2 separate regions of the Homo sapiens genome follow, and region 2 is linked to region 1. Evidence: chromatin contacts called from ENCODE Hi-C or POLR2A ChIA-PET data. All regions are on one chromosome and are shown on one strand. Each heading gives the region's core, a stretch centred on a gene start or an enhancer-like site at or near the end of the contact. The rest is flanking DNA. Distances are from core to core; before and after follow the strand shown.

Evidence for each region. A loop is a pair of places that touch in the nucleus more often than their neighbours do. ChIA-PET counts read pairs that join two places held with the same protein, here RNA polymerase II (POLR2A). Pooled maps may share reads with other maps.
Region 2: a pooled map shows a loop between it and region 1 (2.6-fold over the local background). The contact joins the enhancer-like site here to the promoter of RRAGD in region 1. A Hi-C loop is called at or near these places in 1 of 50 pooled maps. POLR2A ChIA-PET finds 5 or more read pairs at or near these places in 3 of 52 experiments (OCI-LY7, activated CD4-positive, alpha-beta T cell and activated T-cell).

What each region holds. Positions count from the first base shown.
Region 1 is chr6:89,409,730-89,417,125 of GRCh38, forward strand. RRAGD (Ras related GTP binding D) reads right to left here and starts at 2,544. Exons shown (of 7, transcript NM_021244.5): 1 at 2,117-2,544. The coding sequence starts at 2,264. RefSeq lists silencers at 1,501-1,600, 1,631-1,740, 1,771-2,960.
Region 2 is chr6:90,119,489-90,126,884 of GRCh38, forward strand. The region is part of intron 4 of BACH2 (BACH transcriptional regulator 2); the gene reads right to left. Among named protein-coding and RNA genes, the nearest start is that of BACH2, 170 kb to the right of the region's middle. Within about 2 kb of position 2,608, at least 5 of the 41 ENCODE cell types and tissues checked have a DNase peak (open chromatin) inside an H3K27ac peak, as active enhancers do; they include OCI-LY7, where a contact is called at or near this core.

The DNA.
Region 1 (7,396 bases), core at 1,294-3,793:
CCTGACAAGGGATTCTGCATCAAGGCCTAAACCCAAAAGTCAAAGCCAGGGAAATCTGGAAAGAACAGAGGCCAAAATATAACGGAGGAAGTCTGAGAAGCAGACCACCTATCCACTGCAGGCCCAGGTGGACAGAGACCAGGCTTAAGCAACGTTTGCCGAGCAAACATGTTGCTCTTCTCACAATATAAATATATTTAATCCTTTTATAGCAAGATCCCAAGCTGATCCCAAAAGCCCATTCAGAAGGATTTTATTATGCGAGTCACCAAAAATCAGTTACAGGCAAGTTTGCCTTTACGTTAACAGCTAAGGAGCCTCCAAGTCTGGGCTCTGGGGAAGCCCTTTGTTCCGGGAATCCCATCCCTCAAGCAGGGCTTTAATTTCACTTCAATTTCAAGTCCCCAAATCAAATTTTAAAAGTGCCCACTTAAAGAACTGCAGAATAAACGAGGGGTCCAGTACTTTTTCTGGACCCTCCAGGCCTCAGGACAGTATCAAATTACAGGGCTTTCCCTCCTGGATATGGCCCCTCCGCCCCCCCACTTTTTTTCTTTTTTAAAAAAGAGAATCCCACACACACCCTACTGTGTCCACCATTTCAAATACCTTGCAAATACATCCCTATTCTGCATCTCTCCGGAGTCTTCTAAGAATCTGGGAGGAGCTAACAAATGGAATTTGAATAATAATGAGGCGACTGAACAATTTAATTACGGAAGGTAGCTCTAGAGACTCCAATAAAACGGCTGAAAGCCTTTATCTACAAAAATGTGGCCTGGTGCTCAACGGTAAGACCAATTACCGGGAGTGCAGAAGACAGAAAGCACAAAGGTGCACACATCAGTTTAAGCAAATGAGGAATTAGCACAAATCATCCCAAGAGAGAAAACGCTATGAAAAAGGGTGACTTGAGAGGCTGCTTTCTCATCTACCAGGCGCAAGGCATAGTTAACTTTATTTCCTTTCTGATTCATTGAAAGTCGTGCCTGCCAGATGTAGAATAATGAAACTACCCTAGTGAGAAAAGCTTTGCATAGAGAATTTAAAATAAGTTCAGTGAATTCTCAATAAAAGTTCTTTAAAAATCAATAGTCACAAAGGTACTTGTATCTCTCACACAATTTCTTCAGTGTGAAACATTAAAGTTAGTTCCTTCTCTTGGATGCATACAGTTTCACTGAGAATAACATCATGTTTAACAGCCGCTTTCTATTGACCTTTCCAAGTGACCTTACAGTAAAGGAACTTTTGCTCGCTTCTGAGGGAAACTAAAAAAAGTTTAACCTCTCTGGAATACTAAAAGGCTCTCAACTTCCTTACACCTTAAGAAAATGCAGGAAGCCCCCACAAGCTGAACGATTGCTAAAACCCGCTTCTAGAACAGGAAAAAGAGTTTGCTTCACTATTGAAGCAAAGAATTCCCCGCCGCGCGCTCACTCCCGGGCAGGCACTGCCATGTCCAGGTGGTGATACCGAGAGCAGATAAGGTGTCCTGACAACGGTGTTTGCGTGGATCCCGGGAAATCTGCGGCCTCTCGGAGACTCCCACAACAGCTTGGCGAGCATCCCCCCGCCGCCCCGCGGGTCTCCCCAGCCACTACCTGGGTGGGCCCCTCCCGCGGCGACGCGGGGCGAGACTGACACCCGCAGCTGCCGACGACCCTGCCAGTCACGCCGCCGCCGGCTGCCTTTTTTTAGCCACGACATCTGACCCTGGCTTCAACAGCACCGTTCTGGGAGAGAGGTCCCAGGGCGCGCCCGCGGTCCCCTCCCCTCCCCAACCGCCAGACGCTGCGGAGAGCTTGGGGTGAGGGGCGCGGGAGGCACCGGCTCTGAAAGGGGCAGAAGCGCGCGCTCCTCCAGCCCAGACGCTTACTCCCTCCTTCCCCTTTTCCACCGATCCTGGTTGCCCCTCCGCCACCAGCACCGCGCTCCCTCATTTGGCAGCTCGAGGTCGGGCTTTTGGCGTCCCTCCCCACCCCAAACCCTCAACTGGACCCGCTCCCCTGGACCCCCTCCAAGTCGGTGGCTCGCGCACGGCCGGGCTGGGGGCGGGAAGGCGCCAAGGGGAGGAAAGGGGCGCGAGCCGAGGACGCGGGGGCCGGGCGCTCACCTCCCTCCTCTGTGCCGCTGTCCGGATCGGCGTCGGAGGAGTCGGGCCCGTCTCCGTAGTCCGCTAGCCCCACCAGCTCATCCTCCTCCTCCTCCTCCTCCGCGTCGTCCTCGTCCTGCGGCTGCGGCTTCCCCAGCACCTGGCTCATCGTGCCCACCGGCCGGCCGGCCCGGGGACGGCGGGGGTCCCGGGGTGGGGGCCAAGCCTCCTAGCCGGCCGCCCGCAGCCTATTTCTGAAGCGGAGGTTTGTCTAGAGCTCAGCGGGGCCCGGCGGAAGCGGGGGCCGCGCGTCCCCCGGCGGGCGGCGCCCAGGTCCGGGTCCCGCGGTTCCCAGCGCGCCCGAAGCCCCCTCCCCCGCCCCGCCCGCCGGCGGAGGAGTCAGCCGGAGCGCGGCAGTTCCTCCCGGAGGAGGGAGAGAGAGAGAGACTGCGTGACCCGAGTCACCTGACACACACTGTCACATACTCACATACACACCCCGCACGGGCGCGCGCGCGCTCGCCCGGCCGCGGGCACCACTCGGCGGGGCGCTGGGCCGAGGACACACATGCACACGCACACGCACACGCACGAGGAGACCGGGGAGGCGCGGGGCCCCTGCACCCTCCCAGACTCACACCGACACACGCCCCGTACACGGGGCCCCCGGGACGCCGGCCGTCACCCACCGCGGCTGCGCGCCAGGGGCCCCCACGCGCCTCTCCTTCACGTGGTCCCCGCACAGGCAGGGGAGGGGGCGCCGCACACCCTCAATGTCCCCCCCGCCGTCCCACTCCCACACGCCCGCAGAGCGTCTACCGTGGGCGGATGCCTCCTGCTTACAGTCCTGAGCTAGGGTCCCAAGCGGGTGGCCTCCCAACACTGTGGCGCCCAGATCCCCCACCCCAGAGCAGCGTGCCCAGGACACCCTGTGGACGCTCAAGAGCCCCAGGCGGAGAACTCAGATAAATGCACAGTGGAGGCGCAGTCTCCATAGCAATTGTCTTTTAGTGTGCCTTTATGGTTCAAAGTGCTTCCCACCAAGAATATTTAAAAAGCAGGCCTACCCAGACGTAAATGTTTCTGAAGAAATCACATGACTCGTGGCTGCTTAGACTAAATAATTCCTCTGCAGCCCTTTGGAAAAGGTCTCAGTGTATAACACACTCGGGGGCTATTCATGGCCACCTCCTCATGTCTCATTGTTGCATAGACTGTAATCCCACATGAATAAAATATTTCAAGGCTTTTGTGGGAGTAGGGGAGTGGCGGTGGTGGGGGGGCAATTCTCAAATAGGAATAGCAGCAACGTGGAGTGAGACTCTAAAACCTGCATTCCTCCTTCACAAGCTTTTCACCACGGAACACACTGTACCCACCCTTTCTGGGTACTGCAAAAAATTACGTGGATGAACTTCCTTCTGTGGAGCACAATAAGAAAAAACCGGCCGGTCAGCATGATGATCCAGCTCCTACAGGTGCCAGCAGCTCAGCCGGTGGTGCGGTGCAGAAGCGGAGGGAGGAAGCTAGGGCAGGAGACTCTCAGGGCCCAAGGGTGCTAACCTCCATAGGAAACATTTATTAACCACCTCCTATATGCCTGAGGCTGGGCTAAGTAGAGGGTCCAAGAATGCTCAGGGCAGTGTTCCTGCCCTGAAGGAGCTCACAGTCTACCAAATCATGACTCATGTCCTGGATTTTTTTTAGTATTTCTGAGTGCAGAAGGTGGATGCAGACACTTTCCAGAAGGTGGCTGCTTCTAATGGGAAAGGTCCTGAGATTTTCCAAGGGAGGCAGGCAGTATAATTTGGTATGACTGTATCAGTTAAGGTTCTTCCCAGGATGAAACAGACGGTATGTGCAAAGACTTTAACTGAAGCCTTCAAGTGAAGGAACAATTTACAGGGGTGTGGACAGAGTTTAGGGAATCAATGCAGGTATTAGCGATAGTGGGAAGATAACACCACCCCTAAATTTACAGGAGTGAGGAAGGGAGCTAGAGTCCTGGAGAGGGGCCACAAAACAGGAGCTGTAACTGATGAGGAAGCTGCTGCTGCCAGAACGGCCTCACATCAAGGAGAGAGCAAAGACCTCTCTTTCTCTCCATCCATCCTCCCTCCACTCTCCTGTGTCTCCCATTGGCCAAACCCATCTGGTAGCCAGAAGGCAAGGGAGCCTGGAACCTAGTCCAGGACAGAGATTGGATAGGGAGGGCAGGGAGTGGGTCCCTGGGTGGGGTGAGGTGCAAGGAGCATCACCAACACAAGCAGGCACTACATACTCCCATCAGAGGCAAGTTACTTATGCCCTTCTAAACCCGATTGCTTATCAATAGAACATCACTCCTTCTAAGGATTATTAGGAAGATTAAATGAGGCGGAAAAAAAATCTCAGGTACTTACAAAGCTCATTTCCTAGGAGTAATTTTCCTAGCCTATTTTCATCCCTTCCGTCAAAGGAAACCCCAGGGAGGAGGGCCTCCCAGAGTGTGGCTGAGGACTTTCAGCTATTCTATAGCTAGCCCACCATCCTCAAGTGGCCTTTGAACTGGTCTGATTCAAACTGCAAATAACAATTTAGGAGATCTAGAAGACTGTCCAAGGTCAACCCAGACTCAGACGTATAGGGCATTCCTGGGCAGGTTGCCAAGTGTGTAAGACCCATGGACTCAAGGGATCAGGAAAGGGCAGGTCATAATCCAACAGCCCCACTGTGCCTATGGACTAGAAAGGACAGAAATGTCTGATGATCCTCTAACTTCCCCAGGAAGAGAGATCTTAGAAGGAAACAATAGATTGGGGCACACTCCAAGATACTTGAGAATTGGACCATTCTTTTGTTTTTTTCTTTTAACATGGAGTCTCACTCTATCACCCAGGATGGAGTGTAGTGACATGATCTCAGCTCACTGCAACCCCTACCCCCCAGGTTCAAGCGATTCTCTTGCCTCAGCCCCTGAGTAGCTGGGACTACAGGCATGCACCACCACACCCAGCTAATTTTTGTATTTTTAGTAGAGACAGCGTTTCACCATGTTGGCCAGGCTGGTCTCGAACTCCTGACCTCAGGTGATCCACCCACTTCGGCCTCCCAAAGTGCTGGGATTACAGGCATGAGCCACCGCACCCAACCTGGACCATTCTTAAGAATAAGAATAAAATAAAATCCCACAAAAAAATCAGTAGAAGTCAAATCCTCAATTATATTCTACCCCAAGCTAAAGAGTCATATACAGATTTAAGATATTCTAATTTACTACCATTTCAGAAATGTATAGTTGAACAGAACAGGAAAAGCCTTGATTGCTTTTTTTCTTTTGCTGACATCATTTGAATACTGTCAGCTTTCAAAGAAGAGATATGTTGAAAATATCCTAGAAATAGAAGTTCTTGAATTTAAAAAATCATGTGTGTAGAATCTTTCTGAATTTAAATAAAAACTGAAAAACACTACAAGAACCCTGAAAGCCTTTAAGAAACTCAGCGTGGGATCTGCTCAGTGAATTGGCTGCTGCCTTGGCCGCTCTGCACTGGAGCTCAGCCTATGTCTGGGGATGTCTCCCCAGGAGAGTGCTCTGAAGAATGTGAAGATTGGTCTCTGGGCTACCCATGGTTTCTGCTGTGGTATGTAACCATGGCAAGTATGTAACCATGGCTTATACTTGACAGGTGCTTAATAAATGCTTATGGAAAAAAAGAGAGATGGGAGAAAGAAAAGAAGGAGAGAAGGAAGGGAGGGAGGAAGAGAAGAAGAAAAGAAGGGTGGGAAGAACGGAGGAAGATAGTATATGGCTCTTCACACAGATCTAGCCTATTTCTGAGAGAAACTTCAGGAAGAAATAGCAGCCAAGTTTTCTACTTGCTCCAAACCTTGGGAAATGCCACAGTGTGGGTAAATATGAAGTGTTAGCTACAAGAGAGCAACTAGGAATGAGCTGACATGCAAAAAGAGCATAAGTCTTAGGCCTTCATCTGTCCAAGACTGCCTGAGATCTGAAGAGACTACAATATCACGACGACTAAATGCTTATTTTATTTCAACTAACTTTTCCTTCTTAAAAAAAAAAAACTCTTAATTTTTAGACATTTTTAGCATCATGAAAGAAGAGCTTTGTCTATTACCCATTAAAATTTAGCCAACTAACATTTACTGAGATTTTCTACAAATAAGGAGGCACTGTTCCAAGATAATATGAACTTTAAAATATTCCCTCTAAGAAAGTGATATCATCCCCTCTACTTTATAGATAAGAAAACTCAATTTAAACAAGTCACCCAAGGTACTGCACAGAATGGATGGAGGAACTACTTTGGAACTCAGACAGCCTGACATGAAACCTTAATCCAAACTTATACACCCCATGGCCCAGGATGGCTTTGAATGCAGCCCAACACAAATCTATAAATTTTCTTAAAACATTATGAGACGTTTTTGCAATTTTTTTTTTTAGCTCATCAGCTATCATTAGTGTTAGTATATTTTATATATGGCTCAAGACAATTAATTCTTCTTCCAGTGTGGCCCAGGGAAGTCAAAAGATTGGACACCCCTGCCTTAGTCCCATTTAATGGCCTAAGGCTAAACTCTACATTAAAGCCATTGAACTGAAAACGGTAGAAGGGAAGTGATTAGCTGCTCCCAATCTCCTAAGTAAAGAAGCAAAGCTCATATAGACACTCAAAAAATGGATCTGTTGTCTCAGCCGGATTTAATTTGCAGGATTCACTAAGAGAAAAGGGAAAACAAAAAACAAAACAAACAAACAAACAAAAAACTGAAAAGCTTCCTAACCAACAAAAGAAAGAAAACTTCTTGTTATAATACAACTGTGGATTGTCATTCCTTTTACTAGGAAGACAAATGGCAAGTAATTTAGTACCCTTTCTGGTTTATATTATTTCTATACTGTATGCTAAGCCTAAGTATAAAATCCAAGTGTACTTTGGCTTGAAAATTTGAATTTTAAAGGGAAGAAGTTTGTTTCCTGATTTCAGTGAATTATTTTGCTGTTACCAATTAGATGTCTTGTGATGACAAGGAATATGAGAGCTATTTAAAAGAAACCTGTACAATGTAGGCAGAGTAATTGCAGTCCTGAATAGGGCAAGCAATTAAATACAGCCTGCATCCTGCATCTTAGGGTATTTTGAGGCATCTCATGGCATTGTGCCTGGTTCCTGGGATTCACATGTTGAAAGCTTTTCACGCTTTCTTTTAAAATATGTATTTAAAGCTATTCATCCTCTCTTGAAGCAAGCAAAGGAAAGAGCCTTCTACAGAATCCTGCTGGACTCATTCTAA
Region 2 (7,396 bases), core at 1,358-3,857, 710 kb after region 1:
GTGGTGTCAGTTTACTGAGCTATTAATTTAAACTTAAAAGCCTGAAATTTGAATATACAGAATAGCTGAACAGCTGCAGAAACAAACTTATAAAAATATATACTGTTACCCAGCACATAAAAAAGCAATTATTTATTGAAAAAAATCAGAATTTAATATTACCCAGTAACTGCAAAAGTTGTTGAAAGGATATAATTAACATTTACTGAAGATTCTTAGGGGGTAAAAATATTTTAAATAAAACAAATATTTAGAAGTTCTTAGTTACTAGTAAAAACAATCTCTTTAAACATAACGTTCATCCACCTTGAAAAAAAATCTGCTGACTGGGACATTTCTAGATAATTTTGAAGCTCAAAAACGCCAAATCTATCAAAATCAGAGAGTTGCTCTTGGTTTGTGTTGTCACAATCTGTGACGAGACAATGGGTCTTGCTCAGGTCAGGGGACCATTAAGGACCCAGGAAAGCCAGCAAAGGACTAGGAGATTTTGATGTACTAGAAAGACACAGGATCAAGAGTCAGAAGACCTGGCTCTCACCCCAACTTTAGCTCTTGCTAGCAGTGTGACTGGTCTCATTCATTCATTCATCTATTCATGCCAGCTGCTGGGGACATCAATGAACAAGACAGACATATCACATATCACATATCACAAAGCTTATTCATTAAGGCCTCACCAGCACCCTAAAAATGGGGAGAGGACCGTAGAGTTGAGAAGAAGTTTAAATCAAACATCATAGGAAGAGGTCCATGATGGTCACCACTCTCATGGGATGAAATGTCTTTGGCTTCGTTTCTTTATTCATAGAACATGAGTACAACACCTGCTTTCTCTATTTCAGCAGGTACCAAACTCTGTGGGCATTTAACAATGTGTTAAACAAATTTGAAATAAAAAACCCTACTTTATTAAAATAAACCATTAGGAAAATCAAATAAGTACAAGGTTATCAGAGCAAAGCTTGCCTAGTTCACAAACATCTTCATGGATATGTTTAATGGCCCTTCAGAGGAAGCCAAATATTTGCATAACCATAAGCCTCCTTCAAATATCTTGAGACTTGTCATGATCTTAATTTGCCAAAGTGGGTCCCTATCTATGTTTGGCAGAACCGTTCAAATCATCTGAAAGCTACCTGCTTTTTGAACGGGTTTTTACTGATGAATTTTTGGGAGGAGTTCAGAACCTATCCAATAGAAAGTCTTTTAACCAATGGGCCCTAATCAACTGGATGGATCAATCAGCATTCTCCATCCCCTGTATAAAATATACTGACCAATACTGTGGTCAAACGAATACTGAATGTTCTCTCTCGAACTCTGGAGCACATCAGCTCTCTCTGCATAAACTGTTAATGTCAGCTATACTTGCTTTGTAATTACAGAAATTAAATATTATGTTGGCCCATAAAATATGAGTGTGAAAATAGTTATTTGTATGAAAATTTAGTAAAATTAAAGAAATGAAAGTAAGTCACTAGAGGAAATCTGCCATTGAATTAGATATGATTGAGACAACTGTGAAAGATTGGGGAAATAATAAAAATTTAAAATGACTTTGCAGTCAGACTGTGTTGCAAGTGTCTTAAAAAATTCCTCACTTAAAGAGACTGAAAATGGAAATCATGCAATAATGTGCATGAAAGATTACATGAAGTTCCAATCAGCAGACCCAAACTCGAAGAAAAGGCCTCGAGCCCACATCAAAAGATTGGCAAATAACTGTTCATTTGCAACTTTAGGTTAAATACATGATTTAGGCTATGTAGTATCTTTTTAAAAAATGATTCACTGTTTAATTGATTTTTCAACTAATGAGAAAACACCCAGTCAGGTTAGCTAAGAGGGCTCTGACTCTGTAACCAGCCTGGAACCCTGGGAAGCTCTAGGTAGATAGGGTTCCTTCTTGTTGTTTTTTCTGATTTTTAAAATTTTCTAACTTTTCTTAACGGTTATTATTTGCTTATTTAAATAAAAACTATTTTAATAAAAAGATATATATCTAAATTTCAGCTATCTTGGAGCAAAAAGCCTTTGCATTTTATTAATTAATTAATTAATTTATTTTGAGACGAGTCTTACTCTGTTGTGCCCAGGCTGGAGTGCAGTGGCACAATCTTGGCTCACTGCAACCTCCACCTTCCGGGCTCAAGCAATTCTCCTGCCTCAGCCTCCCGAGTAGCTGGGATCTTACAGGCGTCCACCACCATACCCAGCTAATTTTTTGTATTTTTAGTAGAGATGGGGTTTCACCATGTTGGTCAGGCTGGTCTCGAACTCCTGACCTCAGGTAATTCGCCCACCTCGGCCTCCCAAAGTGCTGGGATTACATGTGTGAGCCACCGTGCCCGGCCACCTTTGCATATTTTAAACAAAGAAAAAAAGAGGCCAAATATTTTTACTCATGTGTTGCTTAAATGTTTAGTGATTCTGCCTTTTGCCCCCCATTTCTGGTGTGAGGCTACCTATCTATTGGTAAGACTGTTTTAACTGCAGTTCAATGAATATGACCCTTCCAAGTAAGAAAGGCTGAACCTTTCCAGCTGTAAAGGTTGATTCTGGGGCAGCAGAACCCTACCATGTGTGACAAGGTTTCCTTTTACTAATCTGGTTCTCCTCCTGTATATTTTGGGAAATGACACACGTCCAGGCAAAGCACACCATGGGCCAAATGCACATCCTCTCTGCCCTTAAGGGGCCATGACTCAAAGCACTTCACTGGGGATGCCCAGGGGTTGTGCATGACCAGACATCGGCAAAGTATTTTTGAGAAACCTCCTCCTCAACTAAAAATACCCACTGTGAGAAATCTGTAGCGTGAAGCAAGGATCGAGTCAGTACAACACAAAAAAAGAGACAGGCTTGTGGCAGTCTCAGAATCAAACCCAGTTCGCCCTCCCTTACCAGAACAACAAGAACAATCAAAAAAAAGGTTTACAGGAAAGGACTTCTTGAAGGCAGTAAGATGGGATACATGGCCACACTCATTTTAGTCTTGTCTTTTCTCTTTCTCCTTGAGGGCTGGGATGGGGAAAGTGGCCCCAAATCTGCTCAAAGTCCAACTGAACACAATCAATAATAGACTTACTATGACATTTTAAAAAAATTTCTACTGAGACATTAGTTTTATTCCTCAGTAAACACCTCCCTGATTTCTGCATCCCAGGAGAGCCTGGGCAAAGAAGAGCACAGGCAAGAAGTGTGAATGTGTTCAGAGAAAGTGTTGGCGAGGCCTGGCTCTCCCAGCCCCTCTGATGGCTGAGAAAACTGCTTGACAAGAGGGAGACCCACCAGGACAGAAGCCTGAGCTTCACAGGGCAGACACATTGCTAGTGTAGCTACTGACTGCCCATGGCAATGGTTCTATTTTTTTCATGGGAGACCTTCCTATAGTTACACATAAAAAAGAGACATAAAACCGGAGAACTTAACGGCAGAGAAAAGTAAAATGGTAAATCTAGAATGTTTTGCTTAACTTCAAAACTGTTGTTGAATAGTTTAGAAGGAGTAGGGGGTTGAATTGAGGTCCCCAACAATACAGGTGTCCTAACTTCTAGAACCTGGAAATGAAACTTTATGTTGGAAAAGGACCTTCGCAGATGTAATTAAGTTGAGAATCTCGAGATGAAATCATCCTGGATTACCTGAGTAGGCCCTAAATCCAAGGGGAGGTGTCCTTAGAAGACACAGAAGAGAAGACAGAGGAGAAGGCCAAGAGAAGAGAAGAAGACAGAAGTGGAGGCAGAGATTGGAGTCATTTAGCCATGAGCTGAGGAACACCTGGAGCCTCCCCAGAAGCTGGGACAGGCAAGGGATGATTCTGCCCTGAAGCCTTTGGAGGAAGTGTGGCCCTGAAACACCTTGATTTTGGACTTCAGGCCACCAGAACTGTGAGAGAATAAACATTGTTTTAAATTGTCCAGTTTGTGATAATTTGTTAAGCAGACCTAGGACACTAACACTGAAGGCTAGGACAGCTTATAAGAAGACCGGTGGGGGCCGGGCGCGGTGGCTCACGCCTGTAATCCCAGCACTTTGGGAGGCCGAGGCGGGCGGATCACGAGGTCAGGAGATCGAGACCATCCCAGCTAAAACGGTGAAACCCCGTCTCTACTAAAAATACATAAAATTAGCCGGGCGTAGTGGCGGGCGCCTGTAGTCCCAGCTACTTGGGAGGCTGAGGCAGGAGAATGGCGTGAACCCGGGAGGCGGAGCTTGCAGTGAGCCGAGATCCCGCCACTGCACTCCAGCCTGGGCGACAGAGCGAGACTCCGTCTCAAAAAAAAAAAAAAAAAAAAAAAAGAAGACCGGTGGGAAAACATAAAGAAATTTCTATTAGAAATAGAAATCTTATGTGAGAACACCAAAATCGCCTCCTGATGCCCCAAAGCACAATGATTCTGAGGGGAGCAGGAGGGAGGGTGCGACTCTCCTCCGAATGCAGGCCTGGGCCCCAAAGCTGATGAAGAAACCCGATGGCTGCATGGGGCCAGACCTAGTGTGAGTCAGAGTCGCCAGGGGAACTTTTGTCAAAAACTGATATCTCCACTTAAGGGTGGCTGAGTCAGAATTTCTAGAGGTCAGGTTGGAGAATCCATGTTTTTCAAAGTCTCCCATGTGATTCTAATGATCTTCCATCCTTAAAAATGATGGGCCCAGGTGGTCTGCTCCCTCCCGCTTTCAGTGTTTGAGAAGCAGATCTGCAGCTGCAGCCAACTTTTAAAAAAACGTGTCCAACAGGCTATTTATTATTTAAAACCCAGCTTTATTGTTTATGTAAAGCTTGATACAGATGCATTATGAAGTATTAAACAATACAGAAAAGCACAAAGACAAAAGTAAATATCCAGATTCACCATCTCAGGAAACTTTCCACGTGTATTTCCAAGTGTTTATTCACACAGAGATGTCTGTGTACACTTTAACCTGCTACTCAGAGTGTGGTCCACAGACCAGCAGCATTGACAACACTAAGGAAATTGTTAACAATTCAGAATTTCGGGCCCTGACACAGCAGGATGTACTAAAACTGCAAATATGTTATATCCCTTGTTTTGTAACTTGCTTTTTCCACACTGTAATGTATTGTAACCTCTGTCCTTGGTAATAAATACAAACCTTATGATCTTTCTTAATATATGTACGGTATTCTTTTATGTACCAGAATTTACTTAATGAGCTCTCATTTGATGATCATTTCTAGTTTCCCATTTTTCCCACCATTGTAAACAATGCTCACCTAAAAATCCTTGAGAAAGTATCTTTCTGTTTTGTCATTATTATTTTTGGGTAAATCCCTAGAAGTCAACCAGTGTGCAATTTTACGCACACTGATCATTCTGATACCTAATGCCAGAACACCAGCAAGAATGCCCAGTGACCTTGCACACGAATGCTTGTTCCCTCACACTCTTGCCAACACTGGAATTTTTCTAATAATTTTAACCTTTGTCTATCTGATACTTAAAAATGACACTTCATTGATTTTTTTCCTTGCATTTTTCCAAAAGCAATAAAAAAGCTTCTCATACATTTATCGGCCATCTGTATTTCTCATTTTGTGAACTGTCCAAAGTTATTTTGGTTGTTTAAAATAACAGTTATAAAAGAATCTGTGGAATTACAGAGTTTAGAAATATGGTTTAGTCACAATGAAAAGACACGGAGAAGAAAAAAAAGGAAGAGAGAAGAAAATGTGCCATAAAAAAAGATAATCAAAAGATTAGTTTGTGTGTTTATTTATAGACACCAGTTACAGCAATCCAGTGATTAGGCAAATTAATGCAGCTGTGTATGATCACAGCTCTGGGATCAGCCCCTACATCCTTTTCAAATGATGCCACCTGTCATTTAAGTATTTTGCATTTGCCTTTCATGTTACATATATTTCATGATGATTTCCATTTTAAAAACCTTCTTGGTTAACCCTTTGAAGGTTCTCATGATATGGATTATCCTCTGCCGTCAGGAATGGGGTGAGCTAACCACCCTCCCAGGTAGGCAAGAGAAACAGCACGTTTGCCTCTGAAAAAGACCAATCCTCTCCAAACGTTCACATCTTAGGAAAGAGAACAGTTGCATCCTTTTCACTGGGTGTAAAACTGCTTCTCTGCTCAGAACCAATGGAAAAAAATGGGGGACGGGTCAGATGCTGTGTACTGGTTGACTTCAGTGGCATGTGCAGACCATGCCCATTCCACCGGGCACATGCATCCCTCACACCCCCAGGGTGACCTCAGGCCTGCTTTGTCACACAGGCACCCACCTTGGGCTCCATACCCAGCACACGCAACTTCTCTACTGAACAAGTGGCAGGGGTCTTCTCACAGGGCCCCTGGAACTCTTTCAACCCATAAGACAACGCCAAATGGGTGAAAACCCACCTCATCCACCCCTGCCACCCTCTAGTTGCTGCTTTATTTGTGAATTGAGACAAATCAGTCATCCTCATTTGCTGACCATTCTCTGCATACAGTACAGCAAGAGCACTATGCCAGGTGGCCAGGAGGGCCGGCTGCAGGGAAACAGAGGAAAGCGTGGAGAGAGAAAGTCTCTAGGCTCCACTTTGCGATCTGTGGGATATGAACAGGTGGAATAAGGTCTTTAATAAACATATTTTAGGATGTTAGAACAAGCAGGTCCCATTACAAAACCTGAAGGAAGGAATTTGAGGACAAAAGGAGAAGCATGACTTTATAGAACAGGTTCTATGTAAACACACAAAGCACATATACCTTAAGGATTGTGCATGCTAAAACGTATTTCAGTAGCTGCTAGAATGGGAACAATAGATTATTAACATGTTTGAAAGGGATAGGGACTCGGGAACACATCTCAAAAATGTGGGTCAGAGTCAAGGAAGCTTGCTGCTACAGTGTCAACAATGCTCTCAGTGCTACTGGCAGATACGGCACGGGCAGAAGAGAAAGCTTTGGGTCTGCCACAGTTACAAAGAGTTGTAGACTTCAATATTTAGTTACGGGATGAAGAGGGGAGAAGGAACAAAGACCTTTAAATAAAAAGAAACAAAAGAGTGAACATGAACATAGAGCTACATGAAGTGTCAACCCTAGTGAAGTGATTATGTTTTAACTGTGTAAATAAAGTTCAATTAAATATTCAACATAACAGCAATAAAATGTAAAACACTGAGAAGCATCTCTCTCTAGTCAGTGTTTGGCAGATGTGTTGTGTTTTTGCATCTTGCTCTTTATGGTGGTATCTCTAACAAATTTAAGGGCAAAAGTGATGTAGACCATACATTCTAGAACCAATTCTAAAACAGCAAGAAGTGGCCAGATGCCCAGTGGCTTAATCAGATTCTTAATTCTACACACTACATTTATCCTCCAGTCTCACTGAAAATCTAACAGCCGAGTGGTCAAAAGAAAAG